Regions from separate parts of the Mus musculus genome. Here region 2 is linked to region 1. The links are chromatin loops, found by intact Hi-C in ENCODE. Cell type or tissue: heart. All regions are shown on one strand. Each heading gives the region's core, and the rest is flanking DNA. Links, peaks and the distances in the headings are about the cores only. Region 1 overlaps Cdc42bpa (CDC42 binding protein kinase alpha). Region 2 has its middle 20 kb from the start of Gm31668.

What was found. Hi-C counts contacts between places; a loop is a spot of excess contacts. Peaks named below come from ENCODE experiments on the same cell type or tissue, not always from the same donor. Only the 100,000 strongest peaks of a DNase experiment are listed, where the experiment ranks them.
Region 2: it touches region 1 in a loop (2.7-fold over the local background); 3 of 42 quality-filtered maps call a loop at or near these places.

What each region holds. Positions count from the first base shown.
Region 1 is chr1:180,047,932-180,056,687 of GRCm38, reverse strand. The region is part of intron 5 of Cdc42bpa (CDC42 binding protein kinase alpha); the gene reads right to left. Among named protein-coding and RNA genes, the nearest start is that of Cdc42bpa, 92 kb to the right of the region's middle. In heart, for the core only: no CTCF peak of the experiment used is centred there; no DNase peak of the experiment used is centred there.
Region 2 is chr1:179,854,082-179,862,837 of GRCm38, reverse strand. No RefSeq gene overlaps it. Among named protein-coding and RNA genes, the nearest start is that of Gm31668, 20 kb to the left of the region's middle. In heart, for the core only: a CTCF peak has its summit at 3,442 (motif pointing left); a DNase peak (open chromatin) is centred at 8,327; H3K4me3 peaks cover 390 bases; H3K27ac peaks cover 336 bases.

The DNA of each region.
Region 1 (8,756 bases), core at 355-8,354:
GGTAGGGAGAGAGTGGACAGCCTTGTCTAGTCCCTGATTTTAGTGGGATTGCTTCCAGCTTCTCACCATTTACTCTGATGTTGGCTACTGGTTTGCTGTAGATTGCTTTTATCATGTTGAGGTATGGGCCTTGAATTCCTGATCTTTCCAAGACTTTTATCATGAATGTGTGTTGGATTTTGTCAAATGCTTTCTCAGCATCTAACAAAATGATCATGTGATTTTTGTCTTTGAGTTTGTTTATATAATCGATTACGTTGATGGATTTCCATATATTAAACCATCCCTGTATCCCTGGAATGAAACCTACTTGGTCAGGATGGATGATTGTTTTGATGTGTTCTTGGATTCGGTTAGCGAGAATTTTATTGAGTATTTTTGCATCGATATTCATAAGGGAAATTGGTCTGAAGTTCTCTATCTTTGTTGGGTCTTTCTGTGATTTAGGTATCAGAATAATTGTGGCTTCATAGAATGAGTTGGGTAGAGTACCTTCTGCTTCTATTTTGTGGAATAGTTTGTGAAGAACTGGAATTAGATCTTTACTGCCATACCCGGGGATCCATCCCATAATCAGCCTCCAAACGCTGACACCATTGCATACACTAGCAAGATTTTGCTGAAAGGACCCTGATATAGCTGTCTCTTGTGAGACTATGCCAGGGCCTAGCAAATACAGAAGTGGATGCTCACAGTCAGCTATTGGATGGAACACAGGGCCCCCAATGGAGGAGCTAGAGAAAGTACCCAAGGAGATGAGGGGATCTGCAACCCTATAGGTAGAACAACAATATGAACTAACCAGTAACATCCCCCCCCCCCCCAGAGCTTGTGTCTCTAGCTGAAAATGTATCAGAAGATAGCCTAGTCGGCCATCAGTGGACAGAGAGGCCCATTGGTCGTGCAAACTTTATATGCCTCAGTATAGGGGAACACCAGGGCCAAGAAGTGGGAGTGGGTGGGTGGGGGAGGGTGGGGAGGACTTTTGGGATAGCATTGGAAATGTAAATGAAATAAATACCTAATTTTTAAAAAAAAGAAGAAAAAAAATCATCAAAAAAAACCCCTCAATTTCTGATCAGGTTAATTTAGTTAAGCTTGCATTAGGTGTCCTTCAGTAGAAGTCACACACTTGATTCTACCTTTCATAATTTTCTGTCCAAATGAAAAAATAAACATTTTAGAAACAAGCTTAAAAAAAAAAAGAAAAAAGAAAAAAGGCATAGTTATCTGGGCTCTTTTCTCTCTGGCTCAAGGGCCCTTTGGATGGCCAGGCTAGCTCACTTGCATGCGCACGCACTCTCTCTCTCTCTGCCCAGCCACCTGTCACATCAATTTCATAAGTACACATGCATAGTTATATTCATACACATATATCTACATTCATATGTATGCATATACATATAGACAGAATATGTATATGTATGTATGCATGTATGTGTGTGTATGTACATTTGGTAAATGGAGTGGGAGATCCAGAACCCACACTATTTCTTCTCCCTGGCAATTTATACCTTCTTAGAGAAAAGTTCTTTTTAAAATTATCTCACAGATAAAATGTTACATAAAAAGGGAGTTACAGAAGGATGCTCAATTAGTTCAAAACTATGTTTCATTCTATAAGCTCATTATTAAGTTCAAAGCAACAGTTTCACATAGCCTTTATCATAGTGCACACCTGTGACTTCATCCTTGGACCTGACCTAGAATGAATGTTTTTCCTTGATCACAAATCTGTCCCAAGCCTATGTCTCTTCTTAGTGTAATTGTGAAAGCTCGTTGTATTCCTGATTATGCAAGCTTCACTTACTGTTCTATGAGGAGGGGCACATCCTGTTCTTGATTCTAACTTCATTATATCTTTCTGGCAAAACAACCAAAACCATCTCCTTAAACTTTCTTCCTAAAATTATTTGAATTCTATAAAGTCATTAATTCATCTAAATAGCATTAATTCATAAAAGCTCATCTTCATATTAATCTGTAGGAAATTTGCCCAATAGGGTGGACTAAAGCCCAGGTATCATTAGCTATGTAATAGTGGCAGGGAAGGCACATCAATAGTGAGAAGCAATCCTGGGACAAAATCTCTGGGGATGTGCCTCTCCAGAGTGCACCCATCACAGTCATGTAAAACAGTGGGCCATCTCCAGGAAATTCACTTGCTTGCCATAGCCTTTATGGCTTCTGCCATCTGTTTCTCAGTAAATAAATCATCTCTATTTTCCTCTATTCTTTGTTAGTTTATTTTTTTAACCCCAGAAACAATGTCTAGAGTAAAGGGCAGATGAGGCTGACCATTTTGCTATAAATCTTTGAACTAAGCAGCTTTACATAAAACCCTGGTTTCCTCCAGGAGAAAAGGAAGTGATATCACTGATGCAGCTCTGTAGTCTGGGACATCAGGTCTACTTCATTAATTTTGAGAGTTAATTTTTCTTTCAAAAAGAGCTACAAATTCCAGTTTTTCCTACTTAGTGTGATCTCTAACCTCAGAGTATTAGGCCAATTATTTACAAAGTTTTTTTAAAATCAGTAACTCCTATTAAGCAAAAAAAAAAAAAAACCATTGGGTTTAAAAAGTAGAGCACTGGGCCGGGTGTGGTGGCGCACGCCTTTAATCCCAGCACTTGGGAGGCAGAGGCAGGAGGATTTCTGAGTTCGAGGCCAGCCTGGTCTACAAAGTGAGTTCGAGGACAGCCAGGGCTACACAGAGAAACCCTGTCTGGGGTGGGGTGGGGGTGGGGGTGGGGGGTGGAGAAGTAGAGCATTATGTTAAGGCTACTCCAGACCAATAGGCTAGACTTGACTCTCCCAGAACAGCATTACTTAAAACAGAGCAAAGTTAGTATTTATAAAGGTACACTTTTTTTTATGCCTTTTGTGTTTTGAGTCTGCCTGGATTTCATCATTATCTTTCAAGCCTCAGGCTTTCTTCTTGTACTTTACATCATACTAGTGCTAGAGCCTTGTCCTTCTGGCTTAATCATTTGCTATATCCAGTGGACTTTTTACCCTCCTCCTTTCCCATTTCATTCTTTTGCCTGTTCCTTTATTGAAAACTCATTTTAGGATAAAATTACTATTTTATATATCTCTATCATCAGTCTCTATGTCTCTTTGTCTGTTTATCTGTTCGCCTATCTATCTCTCTATGATCATCATATCATTTGTCTATCAATCATGTATATAACATCTATCTCAACTTCATCTCAAGCCATCTAGGACTTTCACACTAAAGTGATTTTGTACCTCAGCTCTTTATTTTAAAAAATGTTTCTTTTTTTTTCTTTTCAGGACATTTTTTATTGGATATTTTCTTTATATACATTTCAAATGTTTTTCCTTTTCCAATTTGGAAAACCCCTATCTCATCCCTCCTACTCCTGCCTCAATGAGGGTACTCCCGAATACACAAACTCCTGTCCTCAGGCCCTGGTATTCCCCTACACTGGGGCATCAAACACCTCAGGCCCAAGGGCCTCTCCTCCCACTGAAGTCCAACAAGGCCATCCTCTGCCACATATGTGACCAGTGCCATGGGTTTCCCCATGTGTATTCTTTGGTTGGTGGACCAGTCTCCAGGAGCTCTTAGGGGGTGAGGGGTGGCCTGTTGACACTGTTGCTGCCTCCATGGGGCTGCAAACACCCTCAGCTCCTTCAGTCCCTTCTCCACCTCCTCCATAGGGAACCCCAGAGCTCTGTCCAATGGTTGGCTGCAAGCATCCACCTCTGTACTTGTCAGGCTCTGGCAGAGCCACTCAGGAGACAGCCATATCAGGCTTCCATCAGCAAGCACTTCATGGCATCCACAATAATGTATATGGGATGGATCCCTAGTGGGGCAGTCTCTGGATGGCTTTTCCTTCAGACTCTGCTCCACACTTTGTCCTCATATTTCCTCCAAATATTTCCTCATATTTGTTCACCCTTCTAAAAAGCACTTAAGCATCCACATTTTGGTCTTCCTTCTTCTTAGGCTTCATATGGTCTGTGAATTCAATCTTGGGTATTCTAAACATTTGGGCTAATATCCACTTATCAGTGAGTACATACTGTGAGTGTTCCTTTGTGACTGAGTCACCTCACTTAAGATGATATTCTCAAGTTCCATCCATTTACCTCCAAATTTCATGAAGTCATTTTTTTTTAAACAGCTGAGTAGTATTCCATTCTGTAAATGTACCACATTTTCTGTACCCTCTGTTGAGGAACATCTGGGTTCTTTACAGCTTCGGGCTATTATAAATATGGCTGCTATGAACATACTGGAGCATGAGTACTTACTACATGTTGGAGGATCTTCTGGGTATATGCCCAGGAGTGATATAGCTGGGTCCTCAGGTAGTACTATGTCCAATTTTCTGAGCAACCACCAGACATATTTCCAGAGTGGTTGTACCAGCTTAAAATCCCACCAGCAGTGGAGGAGTGTTCCTCTTTCTCCACATCCTCTCCAGCATCTGCTGTCACTTAAGTTTTTGATCTTAGCCATTCTGACTGGTGTGGGGTGGAATCTCAGGGTTATTTTGATTTGCATTTCCCTGATGACTAAGGATGTTGAACATTTCTTTAGGTGTTTCTCAGTCATTCAAGTTTCCTCAGTTGAAAATTCTTTGTTGAGCTCTATACCCCATTTTTTAATAGGGTTATTTGGTTCTCTGGAGTCTAACTTCTTGAGTTCTTTGTATATACGGAATATTAGCTCTCAATTGGATGTAGGATTGGTAAAGATCTTTTCCTAATCTGTTGGTTGCCTTTTTGTCGTACTGACAGTGTCCTTTGCCTTACAGAAGCTTTGTAATTTTATGAGGTCCCATTTGTCAATTCTTGATCTTAGAGCATAAGCCATAGGTATTCTCTTCAGAATTTTTCCCCTGTGCCATGTGTTCGAGACTTTTCCCCACTTTCTCTTCTATTAGATTCTGTGTGTCTGGTTTTATGTGGAGGTATTTGATCCCCCTGGACTTGAGCTTTGTACAGGGAGAAAAGAATGGATAAATTTGCATTCTTCTACATGCTGACTGCCAGTTGAACCAGCACCATTTGTTGAAAATGCTGTCTTTTTAGCTTCTTTGTCAAAGATTAAGTGACCACAGGTGTATGGGTTCATTTCTGGGTCTTCAATTCTATTCCATTCATCTACCTGTCACTGTACCAATACCATGCAGTTTTTATCACTAATGCTTTGTAGTATAGCTTGAGGTCAGGGATGGTGATTCTCCAGTTATTTTATTTGTTGAGAATAGTTTCACTATCCTAGGCTTTTTGTTATTACAAATAAATTTGAGAATTGCTCTTTCTAACACTATGAAGAACTGAGTTGGCATTTTGATGGGGATTGCATTGAATCTGTAGATTGCTTTCGGCAAGATAGCCATTTCTCTATATTAAGCCTGCCAATCCATGAGCATTGGAGATCTTTCCATCTTCTGAGGTCTTATTTAATTTCTTTCTTCACAGACTTGAAGTTCTTATCATACAGATCTTTCACTTGCTTAGTTAGAGTCACACCAAGGTATTTTATATCATTTGTGACTATTGGGAAGGGTGTTGTTTCCCTAATTTCTTTCTCGGCCTGTTTCTTTGTGTAGAGGAGGGCTACTAATTTGATTGAGTTAATTTTATATCCAGCCACTTTGCTGAAGTTGTCAGCTGTAGGAGTTCTCCAGTGGAGTGTTTGGGGTCACTTAAGTATGCTATCATATCATCTACAAATAGTGATATTTTGACTTCTTCCTTTCCAATTTGTATCCCTTTGACCTCCTTTTGTTGTCTAATTGCTTTGACCTACTTTTGTTGTCTAATTGCTCTAGCTAGAACTTCAAGTACTATATTGAACAGATAGGGAGAGAGAGGGCAGCCTTGTCTAGTCCCTGATTTTAGTGGGACTAAGTTTCTCTTAGTTTAAGTTTCTCTCCATTTAGTTTGATGTTGGCTACTGGTTTGCTGTATATTGCTTTTACTATGTATATTGCTTTTACTATGTTTACATATGGGTGTTAAATTCCTGATCTTTCCAAGACTTTTAACATAAAGGGATGTTGAATTTTGTCAAATGCTTTTTCAGCATCTAATGGAATGATCATGTGTTTGAAGTTTATATAGTTGATTACATTGATGCATTTCCATATATTGAATCATCCCTGCATCCCTGAGATGAAGCCTACTTGATCATGGTGAATAATCATTTTGATGTGTTCTTGGATTCGGTTTGCGAGAATTTTATTGAATATTTCTGCATCAAGGTTGGTCTGAACTTCTCTTTCTTGGTTGGGTCTTTGTGAAGTTTTAGTGGCTTCATAGAATGAACTAGGTAGTGTTCCTTATATTTCTATTTTGTGGAATAGTTTGAAGAATGTTGGTATTAGGTCTTTTTTGAAGGTCTGATAGAATTCTGTACTCAATCCATCTGGTCCTGGGCTTTTTTTGGTTGGGAGACTTTCAGTGACTGCTTCTATTTTTTTAGGGGTTATGGGACTGTTTAGATGGTTTATCTGATCCTGATTTAACTTTGGTATTTGGTATATGTCTAGAAATTTTTTTCATTTCATTCAGATTTTCCAGTTGTGTTGAGTATAGGACTTTGTAGTAGGGTCTGATGATTTTTTTTTTTATTTCCTCAGTTTCTGTTGTTATATCTCCCTTTTCATTTCTGATTTTGTTAATTTGGATACTGTCTCTGTGCCCTCTGGTTAGTCTGGCTAAGGGTTTATCTATATGTTGATTTTTTTTCTCAAAGAACCAGCTCCTGATTTTGTTGACTCTTTGTATAGTTCTTTTTGTTTCTATTTGGTTGATTTCAGCCCTGAATTTGATTATTTCCTGCCTTCTACTCCTCTTAGGTGCATTTGCTTCTTTTTGTTCTAGAGCTTTTAGGTGTGTTGTTAAGCTGCTAGTGTATGCTCTCTCCATTTTCATTTTGGAGGCACACAGAGCTATGAGTTTTCCTCTTAGCACTGCTTCCATTATGTCCCATAAGTTTGGGTATGTTGTACCTTCATTTTCATTAAATTCTAAAAAGTCTATCATTTCTTTCTTTCTTGATCAAGTTATCATTAAGTAGAGCATTGTCCAGCTTCCATGTGTATGTGGGCTTTCTGTTGTTCTTTTTTTTTGTAATTTGTTTTTATTAGGTATTTTCTTCATTTAAATTCCAATGCTATCCCAAAAGTCCCCCATACCCTCCCCCCCACTCCCCTACCCACCCACTCCCACTTCTTGGCCCTGGCGTTCCCCTGTACTGAGGCAAGTTTGCAGGACCGAAGGGCCTCTCTTTCCAATGATGGCCGATTAGGCCATCATCTGATACATATGCAGCTAGAAACACGAGCTCTGGGGGTGGGGGTGGGGTACTGGTTAGTTCATATTGTTGTTCCACCTATAGGGCTGCAGACCCCTTTAGCTCCTTGGGTACTTTCTCTAGCTCCTCCATTGGGGGCCCTGTGATCCATCCAATAGCTAACTGTGAGCATTCACTTCTGTGTTTGCTAGGCACTGGCATAGCCTCACAAGAGACAGCTATATCTGGATCCTTTAAGCAAAATCTTTCTAGTGTATGCAATGGTGTCAGCATTTGGAGGCTGATTATGGAATGGATCCCTAGGTATGGCAGTCTCTAGATGGTCCATCCTTTCGTCTCAGCTCCAAACGTTGTCTCTGTAACTCCTTCCCTGGGTGTTTTGTTCCCAATTCTAAGAAGGGGCAAAGTGTCCACATTTTGGTCTTCATTCTTCTTGAGTTTCAAGATACAATCTTTCTGTTGTTTTTATTGCTATTGAAGACCAACCTTAATCTGTAGTGATCTGATAGGAGGCATGGGATTATTTCAATCTTCTTATATCTGTTGAGGTCTGTTATGTGAAAGACTGTATGGTCAATTTTGGAGAAGGTACCATGCAGGGCTGAGAAGAAGGTATATTCTTTTGTTTCAGGGTGAAATGTTCTATAAATTATCTGTTAAATCTATTTGGATAACTTCTGGTTTTTTTTTTTTTTAATGTGTTTGTGTTTCCACTGATGAGAGTGGGGTGTTGAAGTCTCCACTATTATTGTGTGAGATACAATGTGTGCTTTGAGCTTTAGTAAACTTTCTTTTATGAATGTGGATGCCCTAGCATTTGGAGCATAGATGTTCAGAATTGAGAGTTCTTCTTGGTAGATTTTTCCTTTGATGAGTATGAAGTATCCTTCCTTATCTTTTTTGATGACTTTTGGTTGAAAGTCGATTTTATCCGATAGTAGAATGGTTACTCAAGCTTGTTTCTTGGGACGATTTGCTTGGAAAACTGTGTTCCAGCCCTTTACTCTGACAAAAACAAAGTGTTTGTCTTTGACACTGAGGTGTGTTTCCTGTATGCAGCAAAACACTGGGTCCTGTTTATGTATCCAGTCTGTTAGTCTATATCTTTTTATTGGGGAATTGAGTCCACTGATGTTAAGAGATATTAATGAATAGTGATTTTTGCTTCCTGTTATTTTTTATGTTATTTTTATGTTTGTGTGGCTATCTTCTTTTGGGTTTGTTGAAGGAAGATTACTTTCTTGCTTTTTCTAGGGTGTGGTTTCCCTCCTTGTGTTGGCATTTTCCATCTATTATCCTCTCTAGGGCTGGATTTGGGGAAAGATATTGTGTAAATTTGGTTTTTGTCATGGAATATCTTAAATTTCTCCATCTACGGTAATTGAGAGTTTTGCTAGGTGTAGTAGCAAAACTGAGTTGGCATTTGTGTTCTCTTAAGGTCTGTATGAGATCT
Region 2 (8,756 bases), core at 373-8,372, 190 kb after region 1:
GAATGCGGCCCAAGCAAATGTATCTTGTCACCCACAGCTACTTTGAGAACTAGCTATGAGGAAAGTTCTTCACTTTAAAACTCAAGGCGAAATAGCTGTTTGTAAAGGTGATTGATTGCCTGATGACCTGATCCTATGGTAGAAGGTAAGAACCAACTTCCAAAACCTGGCCTCTGATCTCAACACAATGATGATGATGATGATGACGACGACGATGGTGGTGGTGGTGGTGGTGGTCCTGCTGCTGCTGCTTCTGCTGCTGCTAGTGGTGGTGGTGGTGGTGGTGGTAATGATAATGATAATTTAACTCTAAGAACTCCAGGGCCTGGAGAGATGACTCAGCAGTTAAGAGCACTTACTCTTGCAGAGGACCAGGGATTCAGTTACCAGCACTCACATGACAGCTCACAACTCTAGTTCCAGGGGTCTGATTCCCTCTTCTGTCCTCCCCAGGCAGGAGACATATATATGATGCATATGCATACATACAGACAAAACACTCATGCACATAAAATAAGGGAAAAAGCCTCCAGGGACTTCAGAATTTTCTTGTTCACTGTGAGGTATCAATCAGACCATTGCATGGACATTTAATTTATACATATATACACACATGTGTTTTTATAGTGGCTCTAAAGATGGCCTTACTAGGCAAGCCTCTACCACTGACCTTTACCGCAAAGCTGTGTGGACATTTCCAATCTCAAAGCATACTCTCATTTCAGAAATTAGGTGTCTTGGGCCAAGTATCCCTAATCGTTGCCATATTTACTCTCAGGTTAGTTCCCAGCACTTCCTGCCAGCCTAGAGCAAAGGACAGAGCTGGAAGACACGTGTCCCCAACTTGCTTCCCAGACTCCACTTGGAGCATGGAGAATATCTCTCAACCTCTCTATGCCAGGAGGACTCCATTCATTGAACCCCCACTCTCTTGGAAGCCCAATGCTTTCACAAATACAATCCCATTTCCTCTTCCTCCATCAGCTCCTTCCCCAGGCTGCACAGCCTTCTGGGAACTTTCCCCCAAATGCATGTCCCAGAGACTCACACCATAGAAAGAAGCAAAGGCTGCACGTTACAGATCTCTCCCACCTTCCCCATCTGAAGCTAACATGTATTGGTGTTTTACCTACAATAAATTTGGTAGCTACTCCCTTATATAGTTTCATCGTGGCCTGTGGCTAGAAGGTAAGACTCCCGGGTAAAGCCACAATGAAGAGTGTTTAAGAGTGTGATGCCCTTTTTACTTGGGAAGGTCCCTGCAGTGGCTACCCTGGGTATGCTTGCAAGGAAGCTCAGCAGATTTCCCAGCGTCCCGAGGAAGCAGCGATTCTCCAGGAATGTAATTTCTCAGCAGATGTGGGGAGGGAACACGTCTGCGATTCAGAGACAGACTGAGTGTTAGGGGAGAAACCCACTCTGGGGCCTAGAGAAGCCTTGGCTCCTACTAGTCTTTCCCAGTGCCCAAAGGCAAGTAAGGTGTCCTCCCTTCAGAGCACCCAGATCTCCAGCCCCACAAGCAGTGGGGTGTCTGTGGCCCCATGGTCACCCACTGATCACTGGCCAATGAAGGTAAAAGACTGTGATGGCAGCAACCACTTCCTAAGAAAGAAACAGAGAGGTAGTGGATATCGGTCTGAAGGTTGGAAGAGCCAGGAGGTCCTTTGCTCTCTGCCCACGGTGGGCATACAGACAAGGTTTTCGCTTGTTTGCCCTGGCAACTTTCTCACTGTCATGGAATGTGCCAGCCTAGGAGGACAAGGCAGGATGGATGGCGCCCAGCACAGAACAGAGAGAGTAGCTCCTGGCTGTGGTGATGACATGGTCCCCCAGTGGGACAGACTAACAGCAAGGCCTGCCATCCAACTGAGCCACCCTTTGTCAACAGGCCGTGAGCCTGTGGGTGACATGTCGAGCTCCTGAACTCCCAGCAGGCTTAGGTCCCTCAAGGCCCCCTGAGGGGCTGCAACCCTGGTTCCTAGGCCAGGAAACATTTCTAAATAAAACCTACTCGGTTCTCTTTGTTTCACCGGTGCCTTCTTCTTGGACTCGTTTTTTTTTGTCTGAAAGTAGGTCTAGCTGGATTTGTTTCTATTTCTACGGCCTCACGCACAGCCCCATTAACTTTCTAATACCATTGGAGCCTTTCAATTATGTGAGAAATTAAAGCAAACGTGCCATTCTTGAAAAACCTTTAAACCGCCATGAGTATTCCCTTGACCCAGTTTTCCATGTCCTCTGGGGACCCAGAATCCCTGACGAGGACACCTTGTGACTCACTGTAGAAAACAAGTCGGGAACAGCAAAGGGCAGGTGGCTTGGAACTGAAGAGGGTCTGGACCAGAGAAGAGCCATTTTTTTTCTTCCCCACATCCCAAATGTGAGAGGCTGCCGTGTATTTGCTCTGCTACAAATAAATAAATAAATAAATAAATAAATAATGATAAATACGTAGCCATCCATTTATGAAAGAATTAACACAGGATGAAAACACAGGATGTTAAACACTAGTGGGAAGAATTGTATCAGTTTGGATGTTGGATAAACAGGAGCCCTCTCCATAGATGGCAACAAAGTATTTTTGTCAGGGGATGGTGGTAAGGAACTGTAAAGACAGCAGGACCTGAGTTCACAGACACCTAAACTATACATTGAGACTCTATTCCAAAAAGCAAAATCATAAACTAATTCATTATCATTCTTGCATTCACATTTAGAAGAGTCACAACGTCAGGAGACATGCAAAGATGTCTCACAATGCCTCCCAACCTGTCTAACGAAGCATTCCTGGGCTTAAGCTCCAGACCCCGAGTCTGGAGGTCACAGGGCATCCTGAAGTCAGAAGTCAAGTTCTGGAGCACAGCTGCACCTCAGTAGCTGAGTGACTGCCTGACTTGCACGAGGCCCTGAGTATTCTTCCCAGCAAGGAGGAAGAAGAGGAAGGAGGGAGGCAGGGAGGGAAGAAGGAAGGGAGTGAGAGAAAGAAGATGGGAGGGAGGGAGGGAAGGAGGGAGCGAGGGGAGGAAGAAGGGGGAGGAGAAGGGCAGGAGTCTACAGTTTAAAGTGTACACAGCTCTTGCGGAGAACCCAAGTCAGGATCGCAGCACCCACAGAAGGCAGCGCATGACCATGTGTAACTGCAGCTCCAGGGGACGCAAGGGCTTCAGTGAGCACCTACGCTCCCAGACATAGACACCCACGTGCATACATATAACGATTTTTTTATATGTTTTAAAAAATAAGAAGAAAAAGCCCTGTTTCTAGCATTCATTCCATCTGACTTGCCATGGAGTCTTACCACAGAGGTTCCAGAAGCAAATCTCCTTTGCTGGGCTGACAAAGGCCAATTTAGAACTCTCTGAACTTACTTGGAGTGAAAAGACCAGGCCTTGGTCACTGAGTTGTTATGTCTATTACTATAGCGCCATCTAATGGTGAAGTACATTAAAGCCCAAATGGCACCCACGTAGGGGACCCCTAGGACCCTTAGCACTTCTTTCCCTATCGAATGTTTACGCAGATAGATCCTACCTTCATATTTTTTAAGTTTTTTAATTATGTGAAAGTTTTGCAGTCAGTAGACACCTCACTTCCCAGTTTTGATCTCCCCGCCCCGGGCCTTTAAATAGGAGGTCTAACACTCACAAAGCTGGGCAGGAGCAGGAAGCCCGGGCTCCCGGTCAGCCCAGAGATCCTGAAGGTGAACACCCGCAAGTCTGGCCATGCTGCCTTGTAGAGCGGGATGTTTGTAAGCTAGGCATGGGTATATTTTCCAGTTACCATGTCCTCAGCTTAATGGCTTTATCAGAACATAGCTCCATCAGAAGCCAAGAAGCATCTGTAATTTGCCTGTCTTTGCAGATAAGTCATTATTTCCCGCTTTCCGTCTGTGTAGATTAACTGTACAAAATAACGGGTTTCATTGTGACATTTTCCTAATGCTTATAATGTATATTAATCACATTTACCCCTCCTTATGAATCTCTTTTGTCCTGGTCCCCGCTTCCTTTCAAATAGTTCCCTTCTATTTAATGCTTTTCTTTAAAAAAAAAAAATCAATGTTCTGCTTATTAAAGAAATTTTGTTAAGTTGGCTTGGTGGGAAAGTCTTGAAATACCAAGGCAGGATGTTCAGGGGTTCTATACCATACTCTGCAACATAGCGAATTCCACCAAGTTCAAGGCCAACCTGGGCTCCATGAGGCCCTATCTCAAACAACAAGCAAAACTATGCAATATTTGTCTGAGTTTAGCTTATTTTGTTTGATGTGATGATCTCCAGTTCTAGACAGTTTTCTGTAAACAACATGATTTTGTTCTTTATGGCTAGATGACAATCCAGTGTACATATATGTTTTCTTTGCCCATTCACTATTGGTAGGCCCTAGGCTAATTGTATAACTTGATTATTATAAATTGTATCATGATAATATACATATATATGCATATATATATGCAAGTATCTGTTGTTTGCTGTAGCTTACTAGATTTTCCCTATAGGTCATTTTAGGTCATTTTTAAGTATGTAAAAAAGTACTGGATCTGAAGTCTTTGTAGGAAAAAAAAATAATAAAGTCTCTAGTTTGACTATCTGGCGGGGGGGGGGGCATGTAACATTAGTGAGGAAATTTTTCTTTATTAAAAAAAAAATCTCCCAAAGCATAGTATGGAAAATAAAATCATCACCAGGCAGTGGTGGTGCATGCCTTTAATCGCAGCACTTGGGAGGCAGAGACAGGCAGATTTCTGAGTTCGAGGCCAGCCTGGTCTACAGAGTGAGTTCCAGGACAGCCAGGGCTATACAGAGAAACCCTGTCTCGAAAAGCAATAAATAAATAAATAAATAATCAACAATTTAAGACACTGTTTAACATTTGCTATAAACAACCACGATAGGAAGAATAGTGTGGAGCCGGGTGTACACAGTATATTATCATAGAGAAGACAACGTCAGACCACAGCTCTATGCAGAGACTACCCATGGCTCTAGAGTTAAAGACCCAGGACTAGAGAGATGTCTCAGTGGTTAAGGCCACTTGTAGGCTAACAATCAACTGTAACTCCAGTCCCAAAGGATCTGATGCCTTCTTCTGGCTTCTTAGGAGACCAGGCATATACATGGTACACAGATATACATGCAGGCAAAACACTCAAACACATAAAATGCAATTTAAGGGTTTTAAAAACTAAATTAAAGTCATGGCAAAAATTAAATTGTGTTGTTATACAAGAAGAAAAAGTGCATATTACCAGCACATTGTCTTCTATTCTTCCTGGTAAGGAATGCAAACTGCAGGGCTGGAGAGATGGTTCAGCTGGTAAGAGCACTGACTGCTCTTCATAGAAGTCCTGAGTTCAACTCCCAACAACCACATGGTGGCTCACAACCATCTGCAATGGGATCTGATGCCCTCTTCTACTGTGTCTGAAGACAGCTACAGTGTACTCATATACATAAAACAAATAAATAAATCTTTTAAAAAAATGAAGAGGAAGAATGCAAACCACAGTTTATTTAGGAATTTTGTTCCCAGCACCGGGAATAGTGTGTGAATGGTCTGGGGAAATTTACTGACCAATGAGAACAAAACACATCTCTCTGCACCCTTAGGCTTCCTCTTTCTACACAGGACATGCATGCATCAGGGATTTGCTTTCTAGCAGTTCTTCTAACTCCAACTCCGTGTCCAGACATCAGCAGCATCGTTGAGCCTGGCTGCAGAACCTCCAGAGATGGGTCCTGCAAGGCTGGGAGGGTGGCATGGACAGGCGACAACCAGATACTCAGCTAGAGCATATAGGGAGAATTGCCATGGCAACAGCAAGCAAGGCCAGAGAAAGTAAAATGGGGTCTCCCTTCAGGCGTCAGTGTTACCGTGAAATTCCGAGACGTATTTGTACTCTTAAAAGTAACGTGCGCAGGCGGAGCATGGTAGCGCATGCCTGTGGCCCCAGCTACTGGGAAAGCTGAGGCAGCGGGATGACTTGAGCCCATGAGTTGCAGGACAGCTTGGGTGATACAGCATGGAGAAATGACCAATGAGGACAATGGGAAGGGGCTCCCATAGGATCAGAGAGGACAGCCTCTGCGCTGGGCTGCACATTGGTGTGCTCCTCCTCGCTGTCCAAGCACAGTTAGGTCTTTCTGTTGCAATGAAAGTAAAGGTAAGTAAAATATAAATAGCGCCGTGAATATTTCCTGGTAGGAGCTAGGTTAGGTAGCTTTGTACAGTTTTGTGCTTTCCTCGTGCTCCCAACAGTGCGGCATCTGTGCTCCTGTGCCCCAGCAGCTTGCAACGTGAACGGTTCGACTGAGATGGCCACTCCTAACCACCAACCTGGAATCATATCATAACCGGTAGGGTTTGTTTGTTTTGATGTATGCTTAATGTTTTAATAAATACTTTTTAAAGATTTATTTATTATATATAAATACACTGTAGCTGTTTTCAGACACACACTAGAAGAGTGCATCATATCCTGTTACAGGTGGTTGTAAACCACCATGTGGTTGCTGGGATTTGAACTCAGGACCTTCAGAAGAGCAGTCAGTGCTCTTAACCGCTGAGCCATCTCTCCAGCCCCTAATAAATATTTTTTTAAAATTTATTATATGTAAAGGTACTGTAGCTGTCTTCAGACACTCCAGAAGAGGGTGCCAAATCTTGTTACAGATGGTTGTGTGCCACCATGTGGTTGCTGGGATTTGAACTCAGGACCTTCAGAAGAGCAGTCAGTGCTCTTACCTGCTGAGCCATCTCACCAGCCCCTGATGTATGCATATTTTTGTCCTTCCTCTTTTCTTTTCTTTTCTTTTCTTTTCTTTTCTTTCCTCTTCCTCTTCCTCTTCCTCTTCCTCTTCCTCTTCCTCTTCCTCTTCCTCTTCCTCTTCCTCTCCTCTCCTCTTCTCTCCTCTCCTTTTCTCTTCTTTTCTTTTCTAGCTGTGTAGTAGCCCTAGCTGGCCTGGGACTGGATGTGTAGCTCACGCTCCCCTTGAGTTTCGCAGGTGCTCCTGCTTCTGTCTCCTAACTACCAGCATCACAGACATGTACCACCAGGGATATCTTAACCCAGGGCTGTATGTGTGCTGTGCAGATGCACACGTTTTTGTGTGTGTACAGTGAGTGTGTGCAGGTGTGTGCACACCTATAGCACAAGCATTCAGAAGCCAATGTCAGGGCAACTTCCTCAGTTGCTCTCCACCTTACCTTTTTTTTTTTTAAATTATTACATGAATTTATTTTGTGTGTGTATGTGTGTATGTATGGGGGGAAGGGTACCTGCACGCCATGACACACATGTGGAGGTCAAAAAACAACGTGTAAGAGTTGGTGAGTTGGGTGGCTAGCAGGTACATTTAACCCCTGAGCCAACTTGGCAGTCCCACCTCACATTTTTGGAGATAGGGTCTTTCAATGAATGCAGAGTTCACTGATTCTGTTAGACTATCTGGTCATCAAGCCCCAGGCTCCTCTTTCTCCCCATCCTAGTGTTGGGATGATACCTACATCCAGTTTTTTATGTGGGTGCAGGGGATCTGAACTGGTGCTTGTAGACGAAGTGCTTCACTAGGCACTCTCCTGACTCTCAGCCTGGCCAGTGGTGTTTAAAGTGATTTTTTTCAAACTGGCAAAGTCTGCATCATCTAAGAATTTGGAAAAAGCTGTTGTGGGGGCTTCATTCCAATTCTACTCCATCAGAAACTCAGGTATGGGGGGCTGGTGAGATGGCTCAGTGGGTAAGAGCACCCGACTGCTCTTCCGAAGGTCAGGAGTTCAAATCCCAGCAACCACGTGGTAGCTCACAACCATCCATAACAAGATCTGACTCTCTCTTCTGGAGTGTCTGAAGACAGCTACAGTGTACTTACATATAATAAATAAGTAAATCTTTAAAAAAAAAAAAAAGAAACTCAGGTGTTTTAACAGATTCTCTGCATGACTCAGATGCACTCACCAACTTGAGAACCACTGTCTTAAATGAAGACACTCAGAAAGAAACAGCTAGTGAGTGTGAGCCAGGCCAAATTAAAACCACACCCTCTGCTCCAAGTGTCAAGCCACGAACCACTTTGGCCAAGACAAGTCTACCCACCCCATAGACCTGGTTATTCTACCTGGGAACAGGGGCAAGGCCACTGGGGCAAAACTAGTTAGTACCTGTGATGGAGCTAGTGGAGAGCTCCCCGGGATCCTGCATCTCCTTGTTTTGTTTGCTAATCTCTAGGATCGATCAGTGGTTTACTTCCTAGCCTAGCAAGAATGGTTGGCAGGCATCTGTGTTGGTGGAAGCAACCGTGCCCTGGAACACTGAGATCTGGCTCAGCACAAAGGAAACAGTGTGGGCCTGCTAAACAGCTTGGGAACTGAGATAGCACAAAACCACCAGCGATCCCCCAGGAAGGGGGGGCGAAAGCCATTCATCGCCTGTTCTGATAAACACCCAAGTCACAGAAGAAGCGTAAACAATGCCATATCGGAGGCTGGAGGCCGCATTCCCACACTTAGAATTAATAACCGCTAGCACGGCCTCAAAGGAGAGAAGGCAGTTCTTTAACAGCATCTGGCTGCGCTCTGGGCAGAGGGTGGGAGGGCAGGCAGAGAAATCTTCAGAACCGGGAGAACCAAAGTCTTTCTGAAATTTTTTGAAATAAAGAAAGTTCTACTTTTATCAGAAAGTGCTCTGAGCAGGAGGCTGCCACAGTACTAATAACAGCTGTAAACCTGCCTTGTTGGAGGCTAGGAATTTAGAATTTAT